Linked DNA regions of Homo sapiens: region 2 is linked to region 1. A link is an interaction called in ENCODE POLR2A ChIA-PET data of the cell type or tissue named here. Cell type or tissue: HepG2. All regions are shown on one strand. Links, peaks and the distances in the headings refer to the core of each region. The heading gives the core; the rest is flanking DNA.

The links. ChIA-PET counts read pairs that join two places held together with the same protein. Peaks named below come from ENCODE experiments on the same cell type or tissue, not always from the same donor. Only the 100,000 strongest peaks of a DNase experiment are listed, where the experiment ranks them.
Region 2: POLR2A ChIA-PET joins it to region 1 with 17 read pairs; 11 of 35 experiments call an interaction of 5 or more read pairs at or near these places.

Annotation. Positions count from the first base shown.
Region 1 is chr10:103,847,517-103,850,424 of GRCh38, reverse strand. All of the region lies in intron 1 of SH3PXD2A (SH3 and PX domains 2A), which reads left to right. Among named protein-coding and RNA genes, the nearest start is that of SH3PXD2A, 6.6 kb to the left of the region's middle. In HepG2, for the core only: a CTCF peak has its summit at 2,341; no DNase peak of the experiment used is centred there.
Region 2 is chr10:103,792,960-103,795,867 of GRCh38, reverse strand. All of the region lies in intron 2 of SH3PXD2A (SH3 and PX domains 2A), which reads left to right. Among named protein-coding and RNA genes, the nearest start is that of SH3PXD2A-AS1, 48 kb to the right of the region's middle. In HepG2, for the core only: no CTCF peak of the experiment used is centred there; DNase peaks (open chromatin) are centred at 1,467 and 2,287; H3K4me3 peaks cover 543 bases.

The DNA.
Region 1 (2,908 bases), core at 107-2,606:
GTGATCGAGGGGTGATTCACGGGTCTGACAAGGCTCCCTGCTCATGGAACAACCAACCACACCCTTCAAGGCTGTTGGAACAGGGAGCACAGCCAGCCATTTATCGCAACCCTGTGTTGAGCTGAGTGAGGGCTTTTGGGGGGCAAACCAGGGTAGAAATTACCATGTGTGGTGGCAGGCAGAGGGGAAGGGAAGAGAAGGGAAAAATAAACCTATTTGATGTCAGAGGAGACCGATTCCAGCCCAGAAATACAAGCCCCAGCTGCTGCATTTTCCAAAGAGATATTCCGGGGCCAGCATGAGTTAACTGACCGTGGAGGCTATGAATTAGGGAAGTGTTGTTAGGACTTCTGACTTTGGGTTTGCACAGCAGTTCCCTGTAAATTGCCTTCTAATTGCCTCAGCCTGAGTCACTGACCAGACTATTTCTTGGCCAGAAAAAGTCTAATGGGCAACTGTGTTCTCTTTTACCTCTTAATTAAACAAAATGAAACAAATAATAGAGTTATACACATGGTAGTCCCACTTACTCCTCTCGAGTTCTGAGAATCCAGGAAAGGGATAGTAGATTAGGATAGGGACCCAGGGGACAGGAAGGACAAGGGGTGTGTGTGGGAAATGAGGTGGAGATTCTGGCTTTGGAAATAGGTTCTGAGTGAGGGCCAGAGGTGTTCTCTGCCATGACAATTGCCAAAAATAATGGAAGCGCCCAATAGAGTGATCAGGGCTTCCAGAGGCGGATTCCCAGAGCAGCGTGCTACTTCCTGCCTGGCCCGGGCTTCTGCTGCCTGTAGTGCAGCCAGTCACAGGTGGGCAGGTGAATGGAAGGTCAGGAGCCTAGCTGTGAAGGGGATGGGGGTCACATGAGGATCCCTCTTGTGCCTCTGGGTAACCCCCAGGCAAGTCACCATATCAGCCGCAGAGACTGAGCCCCTGCTGTGTGCATGGTGCCGGTCAGAGTCCAGCAAGGCTGTCCAGACCCCATAAGAAGGGGGAGAACTAACATACAAGCACCTACTATGTGCCAGGCAATGCAGAAGATGCCTTTAGAGGCGATTTTACTTGAACCTCATAACAACCCCATGCGGTTAGGTAGGTGTTTTTATTCCCATTTTATAGATGGGGAAATTGAAGCTCGGAGGGTTCGTATCATTCTACTCAGAGTAATTCTGTGGCAGGGCTGGGATTCTCACCCTGGTCTCTGACACCCACATCTGTGAGTGCCACTTCTTCCCCATCAGAGCTGGCTTGGTGAGAGAGAAAATAACCAGTGAGTCCAGGCAGCACCACCTGGGGATGAGGGGTGCACCTGGGAGGCTGTGTTGTCCCAGAGCACCTGTGTGCCGTATCCCTTGGCTGAGCATTGGGATATCCTGGCCCCACCACTCGCTGCCGTGGGATACAGTGCAAGTTACTTATGTCTCTGAGCCTCAGTTTCCTCATCAGTAAAAAAAAAAAAAAAAAAAAAAAAAAAAAGAATATATGGGGAAAGTTGGACCTAGCTCTTAGGGTTATGATGAAGATGAAATGAGTTTGTAATTGTAAAGAGCTTAGACCGGTACCTGGCGCCTTATGGAGCTCAGCATAAGTATTTGCTTTCACAATCACTAAGTCCTGAAGCTGTTCAGAGGAGGGAGAGCACTCTGTGAACTGGAGTTTCCAGGGAAGACCGACTGGAGAAGGCAGCTTCATGATGGACCTTGAGGTGTAATTAGGATTTGGCTGGGAAAGAGTAGGATTTAGATGGGAAAACTGGGGAAGGGCATTCCAAGAAAGAGAAAAGCAAAGGTGCTGGAGGTGGAACGTGCAAGGAAAAGCTGGGCAAAGCCGAGGGTGGATGAGGGAGAGAAGGATGACAGGAAAGCTCAGGGCCAGCTCTGAGAGGCTCCGATGGCAGCAGAGGGAATTCAGTTTATTCTGTAGACACCTTGGAACCTTCCTTTTCTCCCAAGGGCTTGGCAGGGAGAGGGAGCTAAATAGTCACTTTGAGGTCCTCCCGGTGGGCTCCAGCGCTGTTTTTGCGACTGTGCCTGGAACAGAGCTAAGTAAGGACTGGAACCTTTTTCTAGCTCTGCCTGGGGGACTCTTTAGTTGGCCAGCTGGGTCCCACCCCTCCTGTTTACAGCTCTCACTCCTAGGGGTCTGGCTTCCCCATAAAAAGTTGATTGCACCCAGGCTCCTGGGGAGGAAGGGTTGAGGAGGAGGAGGAGGAGGAGAGGGAGCAGCAGGAAGTGAGGTGTCAGCTGCTTTGGGTCTTAACTAGCTTGGGAGGGCCTGATGCAGCAGCGTTTCAGGTGGAGTAATTTCCATCCACACTCCCCCAGTGGCAAGAGCGAGAATGCGCCCATCCTCGTAGGTTCTGGGGGCCAATACCTCACAGTCTGAGGGGAGCCCAGCATGTCTGTGTCTTCTGAACCATCTACACTAATGTTGCCTTCTACTTCAGGATCTCTCTGAACTTGTTTTAGTTGGTTTTTTTTTTTTTTGAGTTGGGGTCTCGCTCTGTCACCCAGGCTGGAGTGCAGTGGTGCGATCTCGGTTCACTGCAGCCTCCGCCTCCCGGGTTCAAGCGATTCTCGTGCCTTAGCCTCCCAAGTAGCTGGGATTACAGGCATGCACCACCACACGCAGCTAATTTTTGTATTCTTAGTAGAGGTGGGGTTTTGCCATGTTGGCCAGGCTGGTCTCGAACTCCTGACCTCAGGTGATCCACTCGCCTCAGCCTCCCAAAGTGCTGGGATTACAAGTGTGACCCGCTGCGCCTGGCCTGAACTTGTTTTAGTTTTAAATGCAGTGCTTCAGCTGGGCATGGTGGCTCATGACTGTAATCCCAGTGCTTCAAAAGGCCAAAGTGGGGAGGATCACCTGAGGCCAGGAGCTCAGACCAGCCTGGACAATGTAGCAAGAC
Region 2 (2,908 bases), core at 165-2,664, 55 kb after region 1:
TTCTTTCCTTCTTCCCATCCTTCCAATATTAAGTGTCTGCCTTGTACATCCAGGCGGTGTGCCAGCTCTGGGACACATTGATGATCCAAAGCAGATCTGGTTCCTGCCTTTATGGGTCTCACAGCTTAGTGAGGGAAGACAGATTTTAGTTAAAAAACAAAGACAAACAATATTGTTTTACACCATTCCAGATGTAACAAAGGAAGGTGCCATAGACATATTATAGGGAAACCTTATACTCTGGGATCAGGGCAGGCTTCCTGAAGAAGTAAGTTTTATCTGACACATCAGTGAGTTATTTTATCTTATTTTACTTTTGAGATGAGAGACTCTTTTATGCTTCTAATGAAAGCCAAAGACTCTCTCCCCAGACAAGTGCATGAATGTGCACCTGTAATTCTAGTAACCTTTTTGGTTATCCATACCCTGCCTGAAATCCATCCATGAGCACCAGGATAACACCCTCTGCTCTTCTCCAGACCTTCTTCTCTCCCCATATCTCCTGCCACGAGCCTTCAGACCCAGACTCACACGCAGGGGCTGCCCACTTAGAACCCCCAGGTACGGAGGCTTTAAAGCTGTACTGTCCAACGCGGTGGCCACTAGCCACATGTGGCTATTTAAATTAAAGTTAATTAAAAATTTTTGAAATTAAATTTTAAAAATTAAATGAAATAAAAGTAAATGTTCAGTTCCTTGGTTGCACTTGCTAGATCACAAGTACTCAGTGGCGGCCGTGGCTAGTGGTTGTGTATTGGGCAGATATGGAACATTTCTATTATCACAGAAAATTCTATTAGACTGGTAGCTTAGACAACTTTGAACACACAACAGGCTTGAGCTGGCTTTCTGGCCACCCTACAGTGATCTGTCACCTCCCAGCCCCTTCCTGAGTTGCCCCCTGAAATCTTCTAGGGCCCTGGCAAGAAGAGGGAGATTATTCTCCTGCACAGTTTGCCCATCCTTAGGGCTTTTCAGCTCAGCGGCTATTCCAAACACTTCTTCTGGAAACCAGGTCAGGTTCCCGAGAGGGCTTCTAAGAGCCTTTCAGATGTGAAGTTAAGAACAGGGAAGAGGTGAGGCTCTTAGTCTCCAAGTGGAAATTGGTTTCTTCTAAAAATAACTCACCACTCAGCCCTATCTGACCAGGAAAAGGACCTGTCCCAGGGAAAGCTGACCAGGACAGGGCCTAACGTCGAGGCCCATTTGGTGATTAAGGGCCTGGGTTGCTTGGAGGTGCAGTTGAGGTGGGAGGAGGGGCGGCAGATGCCCTTTTCAGTTGCTTTCTCACGGGTGGCTGGACCACGTTTCCAGCCTTTGTCTATTTCCTTGCACAGCTCCTTCCTGGTCCCACTGAGGAGGGGCCGGAAGACTCTCTGAAGCCCTGGCTCCATGGACGGTTGTTTCACAACCTGACCTACAAAGCGCTGGGCTACAGTAATTGCTCTGCAAACACCGACTCCACCATGCTGCTATTGCTTTAGTCTGAACTCTGGCCAGCGAGTGCACAGGGTCAATATTTGATCAGAACTGGGAGAGGCCCTTTATTTTCCCCTGCACCGCTTGGAAGATAGAGTTAAGAGGGTTGTTCAGGTTTGCTCATTGGCTCTGAAGGACTTAACCTATTTTGACAAGCTTTTCTCTCTATTCCTTATTCATCTCTCCAGACTCTCCACCCATGCACCCCACCCTGGGGTCACACTCACTTTCCAGCTCCCCAACAGCCCACCTCATGATGGGTGGAAAAATTATAATTCCTGAATCACTAACAACCAGCCTTGGAATGAATGTGTATATGGGTGTGGGTGTGTACTGATGTCACTTACGGAGCTTTATGGGATCATTGCATTTTTAGAGTTAGAGGAGTTCTTATTCCAAGTGCCTCACTTTGCAGGTAACAAACTGTGTTAATTTTTCTATTCATTAAATTTATATAAGCTTTCATTTGGTTTAATATCCAAAGCAGGCCTCAGCTGAGATCAACCTGGGGTGATCCCAGTGTGTGCCAAGAACCAACCTGAAAGCAGAAAAGAGGAGGAAATGTCTCTTCCGCAGGCACTCTGCCTTTTAATCATTGAGGGAATTTGTTCGAGATTACTGACCCTAGACTAAAGCGATGAGGCCACAGCCTGGGGAGGTAACCTGCTAAGTTCTAAGAATGATCTTGTACCAAGGATTGCAGAGAGCTCCAGCACACCTGGTGTGGCAGTGCCAGCTCCAGAATGTGCTGAGCATGGGTCATTGTGAATGCTCACATGCCTTAGACAGAGGAGAACATCAGCCTTGACTGAGGTCATTCACTGGTCCCAGGCAGGCACAGACAGCCTCATGTTGTTTGCAATGGCAAAAATGGGAAACAGCCTAAAAGACCATCCATACAGAGTTGCTAAGTCAACTGTGATATTCTCACAGCACTTAGTACAGCAGTCAAAGCAAATGAGACTGATCCATGGGTGGATCTCCAAGAAACATTCTGAACAAACAATGCAAGTTTCAAAACAGTACTTATAGTATGATAATAATTATATAAAAAAAAACCCAAGAACAAGATTTATATTTTGCAGGTACATATCCAGCATATGAATGTAAATGTTTTTTAATCTAGAAGGCTGTACTCCAGATTGGTATCCGACTCATCTCTAGATGGGGGTTAGGGATATCAGTAGGAGGAAGGGCTTGATAAAGGGGGAACCTTATCTTAATGTTTTACTCTTTTAGAAAAGGAGAATGCATTCATATATTATTTGCAACATTAATATTGAATAGTTAAAGAGTCACCTATTGGGGGAGCTAGGGTTGGTGGGAAGTCAAAAATAAAATATGTCTTTCCTGGTCATTATGGTATAATGGGACAGAAAGCACAGGTGAAAAAAGTAAACATAAGAACATGTCTAACAAGGAGGACATG